Regions from separate parts of the Mus musculus genome. Here all the other regions are linked to region 2. Evidence: chromatin loops called from intact Hi-C (ENCODE). Cell type or tissue: gastrocnemius. All regions are shown on one strand. Region 1 overlaps Gm33293 (predicted gene, 33293). Region 2 overlaps Phox2b (paired-like homeobox 2b). Region 3 holds the start of Shisa3 (shisa family member 3).

Region 1 (8,000 bases), 130 kb before region 2:
CACCCTCCCCAACCACCATCAGAGAAGGTTGTAATAAAGACTGGGCCAGGCATTGTTAGCATAAGCTACTTTGTTGAGCCTAGGTCCCACTGCTCCCCCACCCCCCCACCTCCCCACCACCCTCCCCACCCCAGGCTTGCTCCTCTCACAGTTGTAGCTGCTAAGATTTTGATATAACAGCTGTATCACAATCAACACAACAACAACAACAACACACGGGATAATTTTAGGATTCCATGAGGTCAGCTGGTTTGTCCTCTGCTCTGCTTGCTTTGTGTTTACTGACGGAAAGGTTGCATAAATGTCCAAATGTGCTTGGGATGCTGAAGTAGGATGATCAGGAATTTGTAGGCTACATAGTAAGTTCCAACCTGGGTTATAGTGAGACTCATTAAAACAAAACGAAACAACAAAAAAAGCCAGAACAATAATAGCACGAATAAATGAGCAACTATCCAAATACCTGGTGCATAGTTTTCACACTGTCATTGTCCGCGTCATTGACAGTAAGTGTAACCTGGCAGTGACTCACTCATGAGTGTTCCTAATTCTATTTATTCCTTACTGGTCGTTAGTCATCTTTTAAGTCATTCCACAGGTGCTCTGTGATAGCTCCATATGAATTACAAAAGAATCGGAATTCACTGCATTCAGGGTACTTGGTTCTCTTAGGAGGAAACTTACATGTGGATACTAGAGGGTTTTCAGTGCGGGCTTCCCCTGAATTTACCAAACTTTCCTACGAAGGGCCTAGGTCAGGCATGGGAAGGCTCTGAGCCTCAGTGGTGTGCTCTATGAGATGGAAGTTAGGAAGTGTCACGCTCTAGAAGTCTCCTTGTGTTCTTTAGAGGCAGCAAAGGATGGACTATTCCCTGAGAGAGTGTATGAGTGCCTGCGACAACAGACTTCAGGAAGACATCATTTTCTGGTTGGGCCAGTGGACAAAGTACAAGGAGTGTGTAGATGGACACATTGCAGACCGGGGGGGTCTGCGTGTTACTCTAGACTACAAGCTAAGTTGGCTTACTTACTCTTTGGGAACCAATTTCCTGTCGTACACAGAAGGCAGAAGGTATATCAAATACCTGCCTATGTGCTGGGGGCAGAGGCGGGCAGATCTCTGCCAGGGTTACATAGTATGTTCCTGTCTCGAAACCAAAAATCAAAACCAACTCCTACCACCCAGAAAAATTACCTGCCTTTCACTTATAAAATGGCTCCAATGACCAATTCAGATCATGTGTGAAAACTAACAAACATTGTGGGAGTTTAAAAATGACAAATAATAATCCAGGATTCTACATTGTACTCTCTTGCTTTCCAGAGATATATTTGCTTTTTAATTTAAAAAAAAATTTTTTTTTTAGATTGTGTGTGTGTCTGTGTGTGTGTGTGTGTGCACATGTGAATGCAAGTACCCATGGAGTCCAGAAGAGGGCTTTGGGTCTCTGGATCTGGAGTTATAGGTGGTTGTGAGCTGCTCTCTGGGGGTTTTGTGACTGGAACCAGGTTCTCTGTAAGAGCAGAATGCTCTCATAATGGGCAAGCCTTCTCCCCAGCCTGACTTTCTCTTTCTTGTATGATTTCATGTATGTATGTATGCATGTATGAATGCATGCATGTGTTTATTTATGTATGTATTTGTGGCTCTGCAGGAATTAGAGAATACTGTGGAGGGCGGCTGTTAGTCTCCAACTGGAATAGTGTAACACTTGCTGGGTGTCAGGACTGCACAGCTTCTCTCTAGAATTCAGCATCTACCTTAGCTACTAAAGAGAAGATAAGGTCTCAGGGAAATACTGCTCCATTCACCTTCACTGAACTTTAAGAAACCACTTTCTGGAGTTTCATTAGAAATAAGTTGCATTATTAACTGGGGGGGGCAGGGAGTGAGGAAAGCAAGAAGCTTTTGAAATTGCTTGGCTGGCTCTCTCCTTTGAAGAAATGCTTGATTTTATTCTCGGTAGGAAAAAGATATCGGAAACTCCAGCCGTCCTTTTCATAGGATGCTCATTGCTAGAGATCTGTTAGCTTAGTTGGATTAGGGAAATAGAGTCCCGTTTCCTAAGAAGGGCCACTCTTTGCCGAAATGGAGGAAGCTCCAGTGGATGCTGGGAGAAAAGACTTTGGAAGGTCTGTGTATCAGAAGTGGAGGGTTGAAGGTGGGGGTGGGGTGGGCTTCAACCCCAAGGAAAAGCAACTCACTTTTCTCCTAGAAACAGACAAGGCTGACAAGGCCACTAGCTTCATGGGGTTTCATCCCGTGTGGCCCATGGAATTCATCCAGCAGGTTCTCAATTAAGGAGGCTGGCTGCCTTTCCTTTTATTCTCTTAACTTTGTGATAAATGTTAGCGACCCGATCCTATCTATTATGGTGCCATTATCACAGAATGTTGACGGAGCTGGTTCTTTTATCTTCATTACGGGGCTGCCTCCCTTGCAGATTTATGCATTTTTTATATTAAATTCTTTGTTTAAGCCTACTCTCTTGTTGACTTTCATTGACCCACCCCACCCCAGTCCCTAATACTTTCCCATATTTAATATTGAAACATTTTTTTCCCCCTCAGTGCTCCTCTTGGCTTTGTTGCCATTCGTTTGACGGCTGTCCCTAATGGCCTGGGCTGTTTGCTCTGTTCTTGAACTTGGTGGGGGTCACACATTCTTAAACAGTGATGTTCTCTGAATGTCCACCCTTGCTGTCCAGCTAAGTTGCTCTGTGTCATAAGCTCTGCCCTTTTCTCCGCCCCTAACTACCAACTGCCCCTAATCACTTAAACAAACACCTTTCCTAGTGGTGGCTCAGGCCCCTGGGCCTTTTGGGTTTTGTTTAGCAGAGGCCAAAGTTGGGCCTGGCCCACCGGCGGCTTGGCCCCTCTGACCTGATACATCGCAGCTCTTCTCCTTGGAGCGCGGCCTTGTCCAGCGCCCCCTGGGCCAAAGGCCAGGGTCCGGGCAAGATTGACCAGCTGCTTGAGGTGACCGCAAAAAAGACATCAACGGACAACTTTAGCTTAGAGCAGGCAAATGAACGTATTTATTTCCCCACTCCACCCCTCCCCCATCCACTAACCCCATCTACTGCGGTGCTAAGAGAAAGACAAAGGGGGAAAATATTGGGAAGAGGGGCAGGAGAGGCTCATTCCGCACCAGAAATCTTAGCTCCCTTCTTGGGGGCCGTCTGTTCAGTTTCACAACACTTACAAGAGCAATTTCCAGAATTGAAGTTGCCTGGTGTTTTGATTCTTCCGTTGCCTGTGCATTTGTGCCCCGAAGGTCCCTTCCAAATGGATACTAATTGTGGGGGCTGCACACTGCTGGCTGCTCCAATGCCCCAGGGCCCCGAGGACCTGCTTCTCAAAGCCTTAATTGACAAGGACCTGTCTGTATTTAGGAGCAGCTGGTCCAGAGCGTTGGCACATCAGTGCAATCTTAACGCAGCATCCCTAGCCCCGAGGAGGATGAGGGTAAATGTGGTTAAAATGAAGGAAGATTTATAGCCCGCCCCCTTGGGTAATAGGACAGAAGACAGCTCCCAAGATTTTCCCCTACGAGGGGGTTCATTCATCAGCTCCCGGGCCTAGTAACCCGATAGGAGGCTCGATCTCGCTATTATTGCTAATGGGGGAGGGGAGGAGGAGCTCTCAGAACAATTAGGCAGGTGACAATATCTCACTACAGGGCATAGACCCCTAAACTAGACGGAAATTTGGCTCAGCACGACCGTTGTCTCTCGCTTCCGCGGGATCCGGCGCGGCGCCGGTGCTTCTCTGCCTGGGTCTGGCGCTGGATTAATGGTGGCGCCGCGGGCAGGCTGGGACTCAGAGAGCAGAGGGCGATCTGGCTGCCCTTCCCCGGAACAGGGAGGCTTTCAGAGTCCTTTGCGACTCCTCAGGACATTTCAAAGTCCCAAAATGCGGGTGGAAGGGGTGATCATATAGATCAGCTTCTCCCACCCGGCTCCCCAATTCCCGGGCTACACGCTGCGAGCGCCTTTCTGAGACCTGCTCGCTCGGTAGACAACCTCCATTCAGCTGCTTACAAAGAAGGTTGATTGGTTCAAGAGGAAGCCGGTTTTGTTGTGATGTGTGGGAAATACTTTGATGTCCGCCCGGTTCGCACGTGTGAACAGGGATAATGGCGTTTGGGCATCTTCATTGAAATTTGAAGTTTTTAAAGCAGAAATTCCCCAACTTTTGCCTGTTTTTCTCAACATTTTCTTTTTCTTTCTTTCTTTCTTTTTCCTGCCTTCAGGAACAATGCCAACATTGAAGCCCTCGGTTGGAGTCTGCACAGTTGGAGATCTTTGGTGCCGTTTTTTTAGACATCTTTGGATTTCATCAATCAAACTGACTGCAATTTTCCATAAAAACCCTGAATTTGGGTCAGAAAGTGGGCAAAGTAGATAAAGATCATTCGAGCTGTCTTATAAGATGATAAATAGTTATCCTTTCAGGCCAACAATGCTAAAGTGCAGTTTTGTGATTCCCTTCCATGGGTTGTGAATGCAGTGAGTCGAAACGATTTATACATGTTTTCCCATGGTTTAGGGGGTGTCTTTACATACTTGTCAATAGTAGTCTGACCTTTCCCCCATGGAGTGGCTAAGTGTTAGTGGCTTTGGGTACTTTTTTCCCCCTTGGGGGTGCCCGTGCTTCCTCTTAAGAACCACACAAGAAAAGAAGGCTTTATTATTAATAGAATATGGGTCTGATCTAGACAATTCTCCTCAAATAGACTGGTTGCAGAGACCCATGAGTTTGGTACAGAATTTCCATCTGTTAATCTTGGGAGTACCTCTTTGGACACCATGCTGGGATGTGAACTCACTTTCTTAACAACCACATGTTCACTGGCACCGTGTCCTTATGCTTGAACTTGACGAATGGACTTTTGTATGAGGTGAACAAAAAGAGACACTAAAAGAAGTAGCAGAAGGAAGTTGCAAAAAGAGTATGAGCCCGCAACTCCCAGAGATCTTTCAGAATGCTAGCTGACTCAATTTCGTAGTGAATAAATGCAACTTAAACATTTCCTCCTCATTACTAAAAATAGTTCTTTAGCACGCACAGCATGTCACATGTCACGTTTTACACACTGGCCAACCGCTTTTCTAAATTGTCTTTTCTATTTTCTTGATCCTCACGCTCAAAATGTGCTCGGTTTTGAGAATCCCTTTAGCCAGTGTTTTTTTTGACTCACCTGGCAGTTTGAAAGATTCATGAGCAATCTTCATGGAGAAATCACAGCTGCCCTTCTTGGCTTCTTAAGAATTATCTGAGGTGTCCTATGAGCTCATAGATCTTGTGGGAGCATACACAAGTACCTAGGGAAGTACATTTATTTCTTTTGATTGAAGATTCCTTCCTATATCTGTCACAAGAACACCGGCTCCCTTCTGTGGTTGGCTTTTCCAAACTGGCTAAGTATCAAATGTATGCTGTGAACTATGTATAGAAGAGAGCATGGTACAGTGTGAGTTAATTACTGTTATTAACTTACTGGCTATATTAGTTTTGAATGAAGCACATAAGTTGTGGTTACAGTTATTTAAGCACTCTTTATTAGCTAAAATAATTTGCAAATTTTGTACATTCTCTCACCATACAAGATTTAAAATGGCAACTGGAACCTTAGGAAACCCTTGCTTCGCCATTATTTGTCTTAATAAATCTGGCTTCCAAGTACTAAACATTTTAACTTAATGTATGGCTGCCTAACATTTTAAGTCTTCCAATACCATTTTATTTATCTTATTCTATTTGACAGCAGTGTGCCTAAGTGATGTCAGACATTTTAAATTATTTGCCGAACTTCAAGTAGACCATGACAAAGAGCAAATCTGTGAAGAATAGTTATCCTAAGTATTTATATAAAACAAAGCATATATACATTTCCTAATTGTTCTTTCACTTTCTCCTGATCCCAATACTTAACTTACAAATCTGTATGGTGCCCATGAAGTCTACTTAAAGACACAGAGAGGAAAGGAAGGTATGAAGAGATGAAGAAGGAGAGCTTGGATGCTGTGGGGTTGAGGGTCTAAATCAGCAGCAGACAACTTGTCAAGTACACAGAGGCCCTTGTTGTGACAAGACAACTTGTCAACACACACACACACACACACACACACACCTCACCATAGCACACCAACAAATGAAATTTATTTATCATTTCCAATCATAATAAATGAAAAGCACATTGAAGACATTTCTATCAATAAATAGATAGGTAGAACTGTGTTTACCACTGAAGAGTGCTGTCTATCTGTTTCAGAACCCCATCAACCATGTCAAATGGTCACTGATAAAATTCCTATTTTGGGGTCTCAATATGCTCTGGACATATAGTAAAGCTATCTGATTACTCTTATTGTTGATAAGAGCAGAGACCTTATTGATTAAGGGAGATGGCAAAGCCTTTCTGTTGACCAGGTAGTCTGCCATGGTCTATGTCCACTTAAGCCTTCCGATGTGAGTTGGGTACTTAGGTCCGAGATGTAAGTCATTTGGCCTTGTCAGGTGCTAATTCTTCTAAGTCTCACAATTACAGTTCAGAAAGGGAATTTTTAGGTTAGTTTAGTGTTCCATGTTTTAGAGGAGAAAACTAAGGCCAACTAGATAATAGGGTAGTCATACTACACTCAAGGCAGAGAGAACAAGAGTTTTCTTATTTCCTTCCTTTCTCTTAATCAGTGATGTGTTTCTCTAGTTTTCTTTGGGATGAGAGAGACAGACAGAGAACTGAAGGTAAGAGAAAGAAGGGAAAGAAAGAAGGGAAAGAAAGAAAGGAAAGGAGAAATGAAATGAGAAGAAAAAAAAGAAACCCTAAAGGTATCTACTGCAGCTCTTGTGGCTTGCTTCTCCCACAGATAGCACACAGTTTGGTAAGGGAATGCCTGCACAAGCCAGAGTAAACTCAAGGTCAGTTCAACTGACGCCAGCAATTCCTTGGATAGTTAGACAGTGGGAGTTCTTTTTTATGGGGGATTGTTGTTCTTGAGAGTTATCTGTATAATCCCCATCACACATCCAAAGGAGGAGATGAAAATGATTCAAACTGAGGGAGAATCCAAGCTTCAGTGATGGGGAGGGGAAGGAGAAGGTGGGAAGTGTTGAGGGAAGCCCTCAGGTGTTCAGTCTGCCTATACTGGGAGTTCCTCCCTCCCTCTCTATCCCATTGCCCCCCCCCCTTCCCCCTTTCTTTCCTTCACCTACTTCTTGGTCCTAGGTACAATGCACTTGCTCTCTGACTGAGCTCTATAGCCCCAGCCCTATGTAGTCCGCCTATCCTTGTCCTTCTCTGGATAACTACTCATATTTTAAGCAAGCCATGCAGAATCCATTACATATCCTAATAGCTATGATATTTTAAATCCACCATTCATTCTAAATTCACCATTGCACAGTGAGCAAGTGTGCTTTCCAAAATCTTTTAACGCGTATGTTAACACTCGTGCAATAAGGAATGATAACATTTTTATTTCCAATAACAGCACCATTAACTTACTGTCGTTACCTCCTCTACGGTGGTGATTATCTTGGTAGTTACTGTCAAGTGTTATCATTTTTGAAAATGATGTGGTTTAGTAAGAAATTTTTTCCCAGGGTTTAAATGGCAATGCAAAGTAAATAATTTAAAGAAACCCTATCTCGTGTTCCCATTTAGCTGGGTGATTTAAACAAAAAGCTATCAAGGAGGAGGGAATTGTCAATGTTCTGAGTGACCCAGTGCTCTGGTCCCAAATTTTCAAATTGCTTGCTAAAAATGGCACAACACCAATTCTTTGCAGGTATGCAACACCATTTTACCTTTCAAGTTTTAATAAGAATTTAATAGCCTTTGGTTTAGAGGCAGCCAGAGCAAAGCTGTTGAATTGAATAGAGGCTAACATATGGGCAGGGCTTTAAAGATCCATTCCCATCCAAACCCAAAATGGCTTCAATCAGCAGGTATCCCGATGCTTATTTAATGAGGAAATGTGTGAGCAGCTGCCATT
Region 2 (8,000 bases):
TCCAGCTCTGCAAACCGTGTCTCATGTTTCACAGCGTTCCTGTTTTTTCTCTCCCGCCACCCCCACCGGCATTTCCTTCTTCCACCAGCTTTAATGGAACTTTTTTTGGCACTGCTTTGCATTGGAGTCAGTTGTAGTCCACATAGCTGGCTGCAGAGAAATCAGTCTTACCCAGCAAGGGGAAGGCACACACAAGTTTGCAGAAAGTGTCTCAGATCGCGTTTCTGATTGAGTGATCCGAGCTGGACTCCTCCTGTAGGGTGGACAGACTGTATATTGATAATTCCTTCTATGCGCAGTTTAGACATCTCTGTTGGGCTTTTTTTTTAAATTTTTATTTTAAAAGGCACAAAACTATAGATATTAGTTGAATGTTGAGGCTTTAACTTTTTCGGTGTCTTTCTACAGCTGTGTTCTGTGACTCAATTGTATCGTGTTACTCTCAGTACAGACCGTCTCCTCTACGTGACCGTATAATGTTTTTTCTCCTCTTGTAGTCTTTATGGTGTGTCTTTATGACGTAATAAGGTTCTCACGGGTTCGATTCCTTTGTGTTTAGAGAGACCAGGTTCAGACAATGGTATATATTTTTGTTATCAGGTGCATGTCTGTCTGATTTCCTTTTCTTCTCGTTGGGACTATGTTTGTGAACATGAGCGTCATAAGTTATGTTTCAGATTTTCAAATTTATTTATACGTGTTATAATGAATGCTTCTATTTAAAGGGGAAATATTTCTACATGTGCATATAGTTTTCCAAGAGTGTACCATTAACTTGATTGTTGATAATAAAAAGAAAAAGCAAGTCTAAGCAAGTAACCTCTCTGGACTTTCTCTTGAGCTTTCTTATTTAAATCAATCTAATTTTAAAGTGTTAAGCGCAGAAGAACTGGTAGTAAGTACTGGGAGGGCAACTCCTCGTAGCATCCAAATTGAGCCAAACCTGAACTTTAGTGCTTGGGGAAGAGGAGTACTTCTGCTCTGTACCAAATTGTTTCTCAGTAGGAACATCCAGCACCAATAAAAATGTACACATGATGTTCCTGGTCACCATGGATTATCTGAGGAGGGTTATCTGAGGCAGGATTTGGGAACTGGTGTCTGAAGGGTACTTGAAGTGAAAACTAGGGCTCTGTGTACAGGGGTCCTGCAGGACTTATAGCATCAGTTCTGGGTGATCCAGAGTCTCCAGGCCACTGAGAGTTATCCTGGTACCTCTCTGTGGGCAAGGCATTGCTTGCAGTGTTGGTGTGCTGGGGAAGCAGCACCATCACTTGAACTTTGGGAGGCACAGCACATAACAATAGTGCTTTTCTACATTATCTCCTCCATGTGGGACCACACAGCAGGTGCAACTCCTATTCTCATTGCCTTTTGAATGGAGGTGAGGGGACACCGGAAAGGGTGACCAGCTCAGGAGACCTCCTATTGATGTGTTCGTAATGCCAACCTTTGAATAGAACTCTAGCTATGTTCTTGAAGAGTTAACTTATTCCAGTAGTTCTAAAAGTGTAGCTCTCAGAACCCCAAGTATCAGCACCACTTGGGGATTTGTGTGCGCACATTCTTGGATCTCGGGAATCTTAACTCTGAGTAAGGTTGAGTGACAGGTTTCAACCAGGTTTACTAAGATTATGAGAGTTGATGAACTGTACTATATAACAGTATACTTCGTAAGAAACTCAAAGGGAAAGTTTAAAATCCTGAGTATATTGGAAGCAGGTGTATGTGTGTTTTCTGATAGCTATAGTGGTTCCCTTTTAAAATAAATAGGTCATCAAGACAGCCCCAGGACACCACTCTGCCTCTTTTTCTCTTGAACTGTTTGAGTCACTTTCCAAACAGGAGTCTTATATGAGTTTCTGACCTTTCACTTTGTTTTTGACTTTGCCTTAACAATCAACAACTCAGTCCCCTTACCGGAGGCATAGCCATAGCCTGCATCCTCTAGTCTGAATATAAGCTGCTGCTTTGTTTGAGCCTATCAGGGCTAGGCTAGCTAGTTCATTCAGAGCTTGCTGAACCATGATTGTGAACATAAATCATCATAAACTATACTTCTGATTTTCAAGTGTATTTATCCATCTCATAGTGATTCTTTTATTTGAAAGGGAAGCATTTCAAACATTATATGTGCATATACCTTCCCAAGACTGTCAAAACTTTGGGTCAAACTGAGCTTCTGGGTATCTTTGAAAAGGGCTTTCAAATACTCTTTGAAACAAACAAACAAACAAACAAACAAAATGCATCTCTAAATGTCCCTTAGTAAATGCTAAGTCTACATTGCTTATAAACAGAGCCTTTAATTGTTCTGGTCCAAATACCAGTGATTACTAGATGTCTTTGGGCTCATTCTTTAGTTATAAATGTAACTCAGAAGCAAAGAAAAGGAAGTTATTGATTAAAGTGTATTTAAAGCAGGTAATAGTTTGACTAGAGGAAGATTGTCAGTGAGGCCCATTTGGTAAAAATTCTTTGGGCCTGGGCAGGGCCAGTGGGACAAGTGCCTTAGAGAAGGCAAAACCAGCAGAGAGAAGGAGAAGATGAGAGACATGAAACGCACACATACACACACACACCACAAAATAACAACAGCAACAACAAACAAACAAACAAACAAACAAACCAGTGAAGCCTGGTGTGGCGGTCATGTCTGTAAACCTCAGTGCTGGAGAAACAGAGGCAGGAGGATCAGACAGCCTTTGACACATGGGTTGGATCCAGCTTGGGTTACATGAGACTGTGTCTCAAAAACCGTGCGTTAAATAAATACATGAGGAAACATCAGACAGGAGAGCTTTTGGAAAGACCAGTGAAGACCCTGGAGATCTTTGCAGATGGGAGCCACCAGGGATGGGTAAAAGATTTCACTTCTCCTAGTTTAGATCTACTTTGAGTGTCTTGTTGCTAAGACAAGAAAAACCCTAGGGCTGGGGGGGCTGGGGGGGCTGGGGGGGCTGGTGAGAAAACTCCCACTCCTCAGAAGGAGCTCCCCAAAGGGTTACATGCAACTTGAGTCACCTCTGCTTCTCTTAATGACCTAAGGAAGACATTGTTGGAAGGTAAGTTTTCTATCAAATGCAAAGTACAGTCCCTGTAATGTGATGGTGCAGACTGGCAGGCAGGACTCCGTGTCTCTCACATTGTGTCATCTCCTTGGAGTCCCGCACAGTGTGAACAAGCTCACTCTCACTTTCCCTCTCCTGTGGAATTTGCATTTTGGCTCATCAAGCCATCCCTTTTCCTGGCAACCCCGGAGACCACATGTGACTTCACAAAAGCATCGTGAGTTGCTGCCAGATGGCCATCCTGAAGCCAAGTCTCCTCTAAAACAGTCCAGTCCAGAGAGCCCAAGTGGCTGCAGAGAGCAACTGATAACCCACAGCACAATCCAGGTGCTTCTCTGCACTTACCTCAAACCTTGAGGAAGGTGCTGTATGGCTAACTGGGAAATGATCCTACCTTCAAGACAGATATTTTTGGAATGCAAAATACCCTAATACTTTTGAGCCTGATCCCCCCCAACTATAAATTTGAATAATAATACAGATCGAGGGTTGGTAGGGTGACTAAGTAAATCCATTACAGGAATGGCAGTCAGTTTCCAGTAGATGATAATGATGATGGCTAGATCTCTCTCTCCCCCAGGTCTTTTTCTTGATTTTTCTAGCTCGGGTCTCAGTTACCAAAAATGTTTAGGGACATTCAGTATTGAAGCATGGGATGGTAACCATGACTACAGTGAACGGTTAACACTCACACAGGAAAGTCAAAAGGGGCCCTGCCAGGTTGCTTTCTCTTCCCAGTGAGGAAAGGATGGTATCTTCAAATAAGTCAGCAGCATGGGCAAATAATATATAGAGATATAGAGATATGATTAGATAGATTAGATGTAGATATATGATAAGATAGATAGGGATATGGGCATAGATATAGCTGTAAAGTATAAGTGAAAAGGTCGGGACAGGAGAACTTGGGTGAGGGAGGTATAGCAATAAACCCGAATCATGCAAGGGCTTTCCTCACTATGTGTTAGGTACTGTTTAAAGCTTCCAGGCTTTAAGGAATTTAGCTTCCACAATTACTCTATGGGGAAAAGGTCTATTTTTCATGTTTTTCTTAAGAAGGAAGTGAGTCACTGAATTGTTAAGCAACATGCCCAGGGTTAGTGTGCACGAGGGATCCAGTCCTAACTGATCTGTCTCTAGAGTTCACGTTCTTTCACATGGACAGGAAAGGCTTCGTTTTAGCCCATGAGATTGCATGCTGTCAGACCCAAGAGACCTTGAAAGGCAGGTGAGTGTTAGAAAGGATAGCAGAAGAGTAGGGCTGTGGATGGAACTTCCAGTGAAGCCCAAGACCTGAATGGGAGCAAGCTGGAGGATTCTGAAGGAGGGAGTCAGTTTTCTGCAAGACAGCCTAGTCCCAGTTACATCTCCACATAAATAGACAAGACAAGGAGTAGCCCGAGGCAAGAAAGGAAAAAGAGTATTCATATTATAAAGGGCAGATCACTGGTCTGTCAACAGGAACAGACACAACCCCTGTGGCTCATTTATCATCATCATGACAGACACATGGCTCCGTTGGAGCCCTTCATCTTTGGCCTTGATTTCAGGATGGCTGTCCTCAATCCGGGTGGCTGTATAATGATGAGCCATCTTCATACAATAGTGTTTCCCTGTGAGAAAGCAAGGCATCATGCAAAGACCTGTATAGCTCAGTATACAGGCAGGCAGGTGGGTCAGAACCTGGTTTCTATCACTATGGTAGACATTCTGGGTTCCTGTTATTTTAGCTTAACTGGGGGTCTCCTCACTTTGGAATTCATGTGTACTCTACCTAGAGCATAGGAACAGAGCAGTAACCTCCACATGAGCCTAAACGATGAACTTAGGCAACACAGATACCACAGTGATTGTCAGTACCACGACTTGGTCATCAGTAGAAGTTACAGACACTTGCGTTTCATGGTGGACCTTCTAGCTGTCTTGACATATGATTTACATTCATTATTATTTATTATTATGATACTTACTAGCCTAGTTGCTGTAACTCATTACTGAATGTATCAATAAAGAGGCATATACCTTATTATATCAAAAATCGTTTGCATTTTTTGTGGTGTTGGAGATCAAATCTAGCACATTCTAGGTAACGGCTCTCTACTACAGAGATGCACCCCAGTTCATTACAAACATCTTCTGACAACGTTAACTGGCTTTTCTCTTAGAGCCATGCTCTCTTCCTCAGATATCTTTTGTTTCAGTTGATTTTGTTTTATTTACAGTTTTTCAAAATGGCAAAGTTTGCACGTATTTATGGTATACAATTTGATATCCTAAACTATGCATACATTATAAGAAGATTGGTATCTCAACCTTACTTACATACTCACAGTTTTATCTATATGCATTTCTTTGAGGTGAGATCACCTAAAGTTTTTCCGTTGTTATTAAGTGTAGTCACCAAGTTGACCAATAGACATATTCAGTGTTTAGACCAGTGTAACTTAAATCTTACAGTATTTGATCCACATCTCCTCTAATCTCTCCCACTTCATTTGGTGTTTTGCATTGAAGCATGCTGTTTTGACTAGACTCATTTTGCTGGGGGCCCATAGAACACACACACACACAAACACACACACACACACACACGAAGCTACAGGCCAGCAGATGAGAACATGGAATTATGTCTCTGGTACCAGAATATGTAATCATTTTACTTTATAGGTACAAGCAACATCAAAGAAAATTCAATCGTATCATCCGCTTCTTCAAAAGATAAAACAGAATAAAACAAGCCCTCAAAGCCATCCAAAGAAAACTCTAAGACAGTGATTCTCAGCCTTTGACCCTTTAATACAGTTCCTTGTTTTGTGATGACCCCCAACCATAAAATTATTTTGTTGCTACTTCCTAACTGTAATCTTGCTACTGTTATGAATGGTGATGTAAATATCTGATATGCCAGAAATCTGATATAGGATCCCTAAGAAAGGTTTGCAGGATCTCCAGAAGGGTTGAGACCCAGAGGCTGCTGTTCCTGGACTTCACACGTTCCTGGCTAGGCAGAAGTGCTAGCCCAGGGTGAGGAGACCTGAAGGTGTCTGCAAATCCTGGGCTTCGACTCTCTATGCCTCATGGTCACAGGATCCTGACACTGTGCGGAAGCTCAGCAAAGCCCTACAGGAAGAGGACAGTGTTCCCCTTCCTCTTCCACACCCCTGAGATCTGACGCATGGAGTCTTCCCCAAGGTTGCACGATTAACAACACGGAAGCAAGGATCTCACTCAAAGCTTAGCCTGCAACCAAATTATCTAAACAGCTTTAAAAAGAACACAGGAAAGAAAGTTTGCATCAACCTAGCTACTTAGTCTCTCTCTCTCTCTCTCTCTCTCTCTCTCTCTCTCACATTTTGAATCTGAAGCTATTTGGTTGGTTGAAACATCCCAAGACCCACTGCTTTATCACTGTTACTTTAGCTATCTGTCCATGTCAAAGACCCCCTTATGGGAAAAGCCAGACATCACAGGGAATGAATACTTGCTACCTGGGTGTAATTTCATCATGGAACTGAGCAGACTACTGCTTGCTGGGTGGCTTCTTGGATGATTTAAGTGTCAGCTTCCAGAACAGGAAGAGCTTGGTGTAAAACTTAATTTCTTTAAGGCTGTCGTGATGGGTCACTGTGGGCAAAAGTGGAAGACAAACCTGGTTTGCTTGAGATATAGGATATTGAGCCTCCTCCTCCACCCCCACAACTTTAAATTTAGTTTCGGTGTGTGTGTGTGTGTGTGTGTGTGTGTGTGTGTGTGTGTGTGTGTGTGTGGAGGGGATCCAGAGCCATCTCTCCAGCCTAGATGCAGAGCGTTTTAAAACTATTCAATGTGTCACATACTCTTAGCCAGTATGTCACATACTCTTAGCCATTTTGCACGTACTGTCTTGAGGCAGTTGTTCAAGCAAGTATCCTGAATGCAGATGTCTTTGCTCTCATTTTACAGATGTGAAGGGCATTCCAAGGACAGAAAAGAACTACTTGCTGCAGACTTCAAAGTGGATAAGGACCAGGGCTGAGTTCCACGCCCACTTTGATACTGAAGTCCCAACAGGAGGAGCCTCCCAGGTCAAGAGGAGTCTTTGCCTAGAACACAGCACTCACTGCCTTTAGCTATGCCTCAGGAAAGTGTTGGCAAGAGCAGAAAGAGGGACAGAGATGTCCTGGCATCCCTTATAGCAGGGAGGTTTCAATGTGTGAATTAGACTCAGTTCAAAATACAGACTCAAGCAAGGGACTACCTCTTGGTTTTCGTCCACATCACTGATGTCGTGTGGCCATAATTCACATACACTTTCTGCCTCAGTCATTAGTCAGGCCACAGTAAAGCTGAACAGAGAAGATAGCAAAAAAAAAAAAAAAAAAAAACCCAAAAACCCTCATTTTTCTTTTACTGTCTTCTAAATCAATTATCTCTCTTTTGATAATAGAAAGAATGTATTGTTCTTCAATATTATTTTGAAACACTGGGGGACAATCATAAGGCATGTAGCTTTTGCTGAATATTATATGATTTCCCTCTAGTCTTATTGTTGAAATTCCAGGGACCTATTAAAATATCTAGATATTTTAGCAGTTTATATTCTGGATCACATATTAGGACCATTCTTGCACAGAAACTCCTCAGGGGGGTAGTTATTGTCTTTGGTTGAAGGAAAAAAAAATATCACACCAAGACTTAAAAGCTTTTTCAAAATGTTTACAGGAATTCTTCGTAAGCTGAAAAGTTTCATTCTGTTGACTTGGGATTCTTCGGTGTGTAGTCTGTGATGCTCCGGTGCTCTTTCATGTACAATTACAAAGCTGCCTCATCACTTTGTTAAGCGCTGGGCTAGGGATTCTCAACCTGTGGGTCACGACTCATTTTGGGGAGGGTTGATCACAGGGTCGCCACAGGGGTCACATATCAGATAGATATCCTGTATATCGATAC
Region 3 (8,000 bases), 520 kb before region 2:
CTGAGTTTATATTTAAAACTCTAAGCTTCCCAGGTGGTTAGTGAAACCTTGTATTTTGGAAAAAGAAAACTCATATTTTAAAACAAAGTTTGTTATTAATTTAAGAAGTAACTGTTCTCATCATACTAATATTGCTTATAGTTAGGTTGCTCCAAAAATTATAAATAGGTAGTTCACTGGCCCTTCGAGTTTACTTAATAGTTAATTTTTAAGTGAACCTTTATAATTACAGTTAAGTGTATGTCCTTATTTATGTATATATTTGTACTACAATTCAACTCAGGAAAAGGAACACAGGGTGTTTTTCTACAAAGGGTAGATGAATTGTCTGGTAAAATATTTTCTTTCAACTTGCAAACTGAACATCAAGCTGCTGACTATTTTAACAAAAGGTGACTAGGTTGTCACGTTCGCCATGATTGCTAAGTCAGACCTCCTGTCATTGTAGCCAAGAATCTCAAGACCAGAAAGTGCTGAGTCTTTCCAGCCCTTTCTTCCATGAGCATGGTGGGTTACCACACATCTCTTCAGAAGTGAGCGTGGCTTGGCCGAGACAGCAGCACTCCACCTGGCTGGCTGCCGTTTCCCTGTGTGGCCTATTCACAGCCATCGCCCCGTCAACTGGAACTGAAATCTGGACAGCTCTTCCCAGGTAATGGGGGCTCCTGCTGGAGAGGGTATGCAAAATACTGGGGTGATACCAGGAAACCGGACGGTTGGGTTAGGTGTATGGTGTGACCAGTGGTGTAAGGTGGGGGTGATGAGGGCACCAGGCAGCTTGGCTCAGCCCTGGCAAAGGAGAACCTCCGCACAGATCCTCCCGTGGAGCTGGAGCTGGTAGCGGTGCTGGACTGCCTGGAAGCTGCTCTGAGGCTGGTGGAGGTGAGGATCATGGGCAAGGTCTCTGTCTGATAGCTTCGGAGCGAGAAGCGGATGGGCTGCTGAGAGGGCTCCTTGGGTCTCAAACAGGTGCAACAATAGATAGCCACTAAAGAGCCCAAAATGATGAAGGCGATGAAGATGGAGCCGACGATCAGGAAGGGGACATAGACAGGTTCTAAAAGGCAAAAACAGACATACACAGATGCTGGGTACAAGTCACTCAAACCCTACCCTCTGCTCTGGCCTCTTAGAGACGGGAGGCAGAGGCTCATCATGGCTGTCAGCTTGCCTGTGACTGGCAACCCCCAAAGTACAAACCATGGTGATGGAATGCTCTTGCTACTCCTAGCAGGGAGGAAGCAAACTGGTGCTGTAGCCTCTGTTAGCAATCAGCCATCATATTGAACATCTGGAGGTCAGAAAGCCTATATCGTCCTCTTGGTGCACTGAAGGGAGAGGGTAAGTTTGGGGGATCACCATGAATGTGCATTTAAATCTAGGTTTTAGGGGTTTGATCATGGTGGGACACTTAAAGGTCTAACCCATCTCCTAGACTGACAATCCATCTCCTGTCCAAATGCTTCCTGTCTAAGCCAGGAGAACCAAGCCTGTTGAATGAAGCCCCGGGGTGTTACAGAGCTCTAGAAAGAGCAGGAGAAAGCAATCCACAGTGAGCCCCAATTTACTGTGTCTCCCACCATCTCACAAACCATCAGTCCTGACTCCAGACATCATACCTCTGTGTCTACATTCCCACCCACAGAAAGAACAGTGTGTAGTTCTCAGTACTGGTGACCCAGACTTCTTTCTGAGCACATCCCCAAGGCAGAGCAAACAAACTCTCCTTTGCTTCCATCTCTAAAAGGCAGATAGAAATAAGGCTTTCTTTTCCAGAGGTATCAGGGCAGCTGCCTTGGTCTCTCCCCTGTGTGAAAGAACCACACTGAGAGGCAGGCTCCAGCTTCCGGGCAGCAGACTGGACACGTGGGTTTACTAAGGCTCTCGAGCCTGATTTTCTGTATCAGGTTGAACTTTTATCACAGAGGCCTTGAGAGATAGCAACTCCCTCTTATCCAGATATAAATACATATATTTTCTAAAGACTCAGCCAGGGTAGGACAGGTAGCAGCTACCCATGGGCTGCTAACTGTGAGCTCTTCGGCATCCCTTACACCCCCCACCCCCCTGTCTCCGTCTCTGTGTGAGTACCAGTGGTATAGAAGGCCAGGTGAAGTTGGCCTGCACTCCCTGTGCACTGGAGTCAAACAGCTGTATGCTACTGTCATCAATAAACTGACTCTTTGATGGCAATATGCCCGTTTTAAATTCGAAAAATGGCCCAGCGTAGTTAAGTCACCAGAGGTTAAAGTGCTGGCAGGAGGCAGAGCACTATCCATCTGGTTTGGCCTGATCTCAGACTCAGTAAGTGGGGAGAATGCTCCAATCCTCTAGTCTCTGTTTTGGAGAACAACCCCCCTCCCGACTCAGGAGGCAGGCTTAGCATTGCCTAGAGAAGCAGAGAAGTTTGGTTTTTCTAACATGCTAAGATAGCCCTGAGTTCCTGCTTTCTGCTATGTAGTCTAGAAACTACTTCCCAGGTCCTCAGAAGTGGGCTTTTTAACACTCTCCCCTCCCCGCCAAAATTAAACCCCAGAGGAAAACCCTGTTTGATGCTGACCCCTCCCTCCTCTCAGTTATCATTTGGACGACAGGACCTGCTTCTCTCTCCCTGTCTTTCTGGGGATCAGAGTGTGCAGGCCCCACACTGCCACCTCCCAGTCCTGGGGAGACACAGGCTCTCAGCTCCACACACTTCTCGGGTTTCCTGGCAGTAAAACCTTCGCCTTGAGCCTTAAAAGGTTTCCCTGATGTTCCAACTCAAGTGGAAAACTTTTTTTTCAAGGTGTAAATTTCCTCAGCTGGGGTCCTGATTTATTCACCTCTTAAGTGAGCAAGTGGACAAGTGAGCGGAAATTTGACCCGTGTTTTCCGACGTGAGAATAGGGGGCCTGAGAAATCCCTGTGACCCGGAATTTTAAATCCTCACCTCCAAAGACTTGGGTGTTTCTGAAAAGCGTGACAATAGGGGGTGGACTAGAGAGGGTAATTGGATGCAGAGAATTGTAAGGAAGTTGGAAGAGTGACGAAATGCTACTACTCGACAAAAGAAAATAAGGGGGTGATCAGAGTCGAGTTCCCTGGCACCCGCACTTCCGGAGTTCCCCCACTTGACCAGAGCGCCCAGGAAACCCAACCTAGCTCCAGCTGTCTACCCTAGAAGCACCAGGTTCCCGCCAGACCAGCAGTTCCTGCGAACCCTTGCAAACTTTCCCTAGGGCCGAACCATGGGCATCACGTGCAGCCGGGACCCAAACTGCAAAGCGATAGGACCCCTGACCTGAAATACGATCACCCTCTTTTTCTTCAATCCCCAGACCCAGAGGTGGTCCACTTTGTGGCCCGAGCTAGTAAGGCGTGCCTGTGTCGGGTGGGCGAGCCATGTCCGCCCAGGGATGCCGCACTTACGCGCGGTGATGCCAGGATGCTCCAGCTCTCCGCGGTCGTTGGTGCAGCCCCCCTGCTCCAACCTGGCGTCGGCTGCCGCGCAGCAGTAGCGCAGCGCACACGAGCCGCAGCAGATGGTGGCGTCCTGCGTGTCGAAGTCCTCGGGGCACTGGAACCCCTCGTGATAGTTGCCCTGCGCGTCCACCCAGCCGTGGCAGTATTCCCCAGGCTGCTGCGCGCCCGCCGGGCCCCAACGTAGCAAGCCCACGAGCAGACAGAACGCCAGCAGCGCCCCCATCGCCGCCCCGCGCCCGGTGGCAGCTGGAGAATCCGAGGGCGGAGCCGGAGCTCCGGGGGACCAAGGTTCCGCCTCCCCGAGGCACCACGCGGCCGGTTGACCTCCCGGTCAAGAACGCGTTCTCGTGGGTTAGCAGCGGCTGGGCAGGAGGCGTGGGCTGCTCTGCGGGCTCCGCTGGCCGGAGGACAGCATGGTGCGCGAGGGTGAGGGGACCAGGGATCGCGGGAGGCCACCGCGTAGGCTGCGACTGAAGCAGCGGCCGCCTTTAGCCAGGCTCATCGCGCTAGGAGCACCCGGGGCCAGGCCGCTATTCTTGCGGGCCGTCGAGCCCTGAACGACCAACTCCAGGGCCGGGCAATGTCCCAATCGTGGGCTGTCGCCCGGTACCCGGCAGAGCCGGGAACTGAGCTTGGCTCTCCACGTGCAGGTCTCGGGGACCAACGGCTAATTCCGCTCCCGCCCCTGACTGTCACGCAGGCGGGAGACAGCCCAGTCGCGGCCAAGTGCAGAGGGCCTGGGGTGGCTGACAGCTCTGCCTGGAGGGCGTCCCTTAAAAAGGCAGAGGGAGGAGGAGACTCGAGGGTGAGGAAAGTCCGCCCTCCGGGGTCGCCGCGCGAGCTAATCACAGCGGGTGCACCGCGATGCGGTCCGCACGCCCGCAGGTTCACGCGCGTCTCCCCTCCGCCCCCACCCACGGCGCTACCCCGGGCCTTGGCGGTGACCCCGAGGGGACCAGGCCGAGCCTGCCACCTAGCTGTCACATAGCCAGGGGAAAACCTGCAGAAGGATGAGGAAGACTACGGTCCCGCTTCCGTCCACGCCTGCCAGCTCACGAGGGGACTTGCGCCGCGCTTGAGTTCCACGGGTTTCTTTTAAAAAACGAGCGTGGCGTCTGAAGTCCCCTAACTGTTCTGTCGGCTTGTGCACAGACTCAGTTTGTCCCTGGGCCGCCGATTCTGAGGATTCGTTCGATTCCGATAACCTGATTTTTAGGGTCACCAACATTTGCACCTCACTCCCACCCCTTCACCCCTCCTTTCCAGCTTCCACGAGTTCACGCTCAGGCGCCTCCTTCCCGCACCGCTGAGCCGGCGCCGGGGAGGACCCGGGTCAGCCCCGCCAGCCTCACTTCAAAGGCCAGGATTTCGGTGTTCCGCGCCCGCAAAGGAAATAAAAGAGCAGAATTAATGATAATCGAGCCTATCTGAACTTCTGTTCGGGCAAAGAAACACATTTATTTAAATGATGTGTCCCCTGTGGGCTGTTTGCAGGGCATGGCTCCTCTAGCCGAGGGAGAGCCTTGTGAAGCCAGAGTTACGTGAAACCGGTGCTAACCTCAAGACTTTATTTTTATTGCAACCTGTGTTTCCTCTCCGGGGTTTATTGGTTCGGTACGTGTGAGGACGTTCGTCTCAGCCACACGGTTTGTCAAACGCTTTGAACACCCTGTCACCGATTTAGATATTAGCAAGTCTCCTGAAACAAATGGAAGAACTTGTCAGAGCACCGCCAACACAAGTATACGCGGTCAGAAGTATTTATTACACCCGCAGCTTGCCCACGGTCCCAGAGGCTTCTAGAAAAACTTCGGTGCTGAATAAAACGGTTTATTTTTAAGTATCTAAATTAAATTCCATCCCGGGTAAAGAACCACTCCTAGCTTCAGGTCTTAAATATTGAGATTGTTATTTAAATATAAAAATAAATACCCAACACGCCACTACTGAGTAGGACTGTGTAAAATTATAACTGCATTGCTCCACAATAAATGTTTGGGGGGCAATAATAAGTTATCAAACTGTTAAGTAAAGCCAAATTACATTTAGGCAAACAAATTTCCTTAACTAAGAATTTAATTGAAGCATGTGGAGTAGAAATTTCGTGGTTAATGGATTTTTATTTATATAGGAAAAAAAATGCTGTCACCGGGCTTTCAGGCTGCTTAAAACAAACAAACAAACAAACAAAAAACAACAAAAAACCAAACCAGTTTTTTAGGGGCAGCAGGGAGGTTGGTTTTGTTTTCAGGAAAATAAAGAGAAAAAGATTTAAAACCACAGCAAATATGAGCTACAAGGATCATAATAAAATAATCAAACTCGAAGACACACTAACGCTTAATAACTTTTCCAGAGCCACACTACTTAATATCTTTTTTTTTTTAAGTTACGATTTGAGGAATTTCATTACATCACAACTGTGTGAAACTGTACAGCAGCCACGGCCCCTCCATCAGTCCCCCAAGGGTCAAGTTTCCTCCTTCTCCAGCTGTTCTTTGATAGCGTTAATATTTTAAGGAGTGATTTGTTGGCACTTCCCTCCCATTAATTACATTTCTCTGTGCCACAGAGGGGTTCTTTTCCCTGGGACACTGGCTATAATTAATTTCCTCATTTAGAGCCCTTGTCTATTTGACTTATTCAGAGGGTGCTCTGCTCAAATTTAGTTGGATGATATTTGCTAATGGAAAATAACCAAACTTCTAAATAAGTTGATACTCCATAAATCTGAGAAGTTGCAAACACTAAAACAACCGTGCATTGTGCTTTTCTCTCTTGCGTCCTGGATCCAGACTGATTTCAGGTTACAATAAGCAGCCCCTCAGGTTAGGAGAGGGACGGATAGGTGAGGGGTGCTTGTGCTGAAAGATTCCCTCAAACTTTACACATTGATAGCCTTTAAAGTCATAAACAATGCTCTCAGAAAGATATTTGCCTCTTTGTGGGCTTACAAATATCTGCGATTTCAAAGATTTTGTTTTTATTTTCCTAGTAAAGATTTATAAGTCTCCAGAGACTCCCTCCCCAAAGCCTTTGGGAGAGTGCCCTGGAGAAAGGTGACCAAAACTCCACACCCACAGTATCATGTACATGTTTTAGACATGTTACATTTCTCCCTGTCTCAGTAACAAAAAGCCCCTATTTTTGTGAATAACACAATCTTAAGAAATCACTTTCCCAGCCTATTCTCTCTTGTGGTCTTCAGGAAATTTCTATCGGAAATGAGCTACATGGTATGATGTCTAGGGTTTTTCTTTATTAAACACTAGAAAGGTGGGGGGGGGGAGTTCAGGGGGGAAGGAGAGGGAGAAGAAAAAAGGAAAAACCCAGAGAAGATGAGATGGCAGCAGGCTGATAATTTCAGCTGAGTAAAGGGACGGTGGATGGCAGAATCACAACTCTGTTTTATGCAGAAATAAAAAAAAAATAAACCAGCTTCTAGCTATTATAAATAAGGCTGCTATGAACATAGTGGAGCATGTGTTCTTCTTACCAGTTGGAGCATCTTCTGGGTATATGCCCAGGAGAGATATTGCGGGATCCTCCAGTAGTACTATGTTCAACTTTCTGAGGAACCTCCAGACTGACTTCCAGAGTGGTTGCACAAGATTGCAATCCCACCAACAATGGAGGAGTGTTCCTCTTTCTCCACAATCCTCACCAGCATCTGCTGTCGCCTGAATTTTTGATCTTAGCCATTCTGACTGGTGTCAGGTGGAATCTCAAGGTTGTTTTGATTTGCATTTCCCTGATGATTAAGGATGCTGAACATTTTTTCAGGTGCTTCTAAGCCATTCGATATTCTTCAGGTGAGAATTCTTTGTTTAGGGGTCTGCAACCCTATAGGTGGAACAACAATATGAACTAACCAGTACCCTGGAGCTCTTGTCTCTAGCTGCATATGTAGCAGAAGATGTCCTAGTCGGCCATCACTGGGAAGAGAGGCCCATTGGTATTGTAAACTTTATATGCCCCAGTACAGGGGAAAGCCAGGGCCAAGAAGAGGGAGTGGGTGGGTAGGGGAGCAGGGCGGAGGGAGGGTATAGGAAACTTTTGGCATAGCATTTGAAATGTATATAAAGAAAATATCTTTTTAAAAAATGTTCTTTAGTACAGAGCCTTTTGTATTACAATCTCTTTTAGGTTTTAGACTTTTCCTTATGTTCCTCAGATACAAGCATCCCAGTAAAACCTACTTGGTCCATTTGGTTAAAAAAAGAAAAAAAAAAAAACTGCACACTTTCTCTGACGTCACTATTGATAAAATGCAGGCCCTTGAGTTCTACTATATTAGGGTTAGGGTTAGGGTTAGTCCCATAAATCATAGATCGGTACTGTAGCCTCCTTTATCAAACTTTGTTGTTTGCTTCTCTCTCTCTCTCTCGTATATTCCTTTGGATATATAGTAAGTGGAGAGAGAGAGAGACAGAGAGACAGAGACAGACAGAGACAGAGACAGAGACAGAGACAGAGACAGAGACAGAGACAGAGAGAGAAGAGAGCTTAACATAGAAAGGGCTGAGAAACAAAATATG

The links. Peaks named below come from ENCODE experiments on the same cell type or tissue, not always from the same donor. Only the 100,000 strongest peaks of a DNase experiment are listed, where the experiment ranks them.
Region 1: a loop joins it to region 2, with 2.2 times the contacts of the local background. A loop is called at or near these places in 18 of 42 quality-filtered maps.
Region 3: it touches region 2 in a loop (4-fold over the local background); 4 of 42 quality-filtered maps call a loop at or near these places.

The regions. Positions count from the first base shown.
Region 1 is chr5:67,218,566-67,226,565 of GRCm38, reverse strand. Gm33293 (predicted gene, 33293) reads left to right here. Exons shown (of 2, transcript NR_169035.1): 2 at 4,256-5,693. Among named protein-coding and RNA genes, the nearest start is that of Gm33293, 9.1 kb to the left of the region's middle. In gastrocnemius, no CTCF peak of the experiment used is centred here; a DNase peak (open chromatin) is centred at 3,804; H3K4me3 peaks cover 590 bases.
Region 2 is chr5:67,087,216-67,095,215 of GRCm38, reverse strand. Phox2b (paired-like homeobox 2b) reads left to right here. Exons shown (of 3, transcript NM_008888.3): 3 at 1-819. Among named protein-coding and RNA genes, the nearest start is that of Gm33167, 7.5 kb to the left of the region's middle. In gastrocnemius, no CTCF peak of the experiment used is centred here; a DNase peak (open chromatin) is centred at 3,279.
Region 3 is chr5:67,604,093-67,612,092 of GRCm38, reverse strand. It overlaps Shisa3 (shisa family member 3), which reads right to left and starts at 4,210. Exons shown (of 2, transcript NM_001033415.3): 1 at 3,409-4,210; 2 at 1-1,057. The coding sequence starts at 3,685. The coding sequence ends at 618. In gastrocnemius, no CTCF peak of the experiment used is centred here; DNase peaks (open chromatin) are centred at 3,705, 4,230 and 4,750; H3K4me3 peaks cover 2,241 bases; H3K27ac peaks cover 282 bases.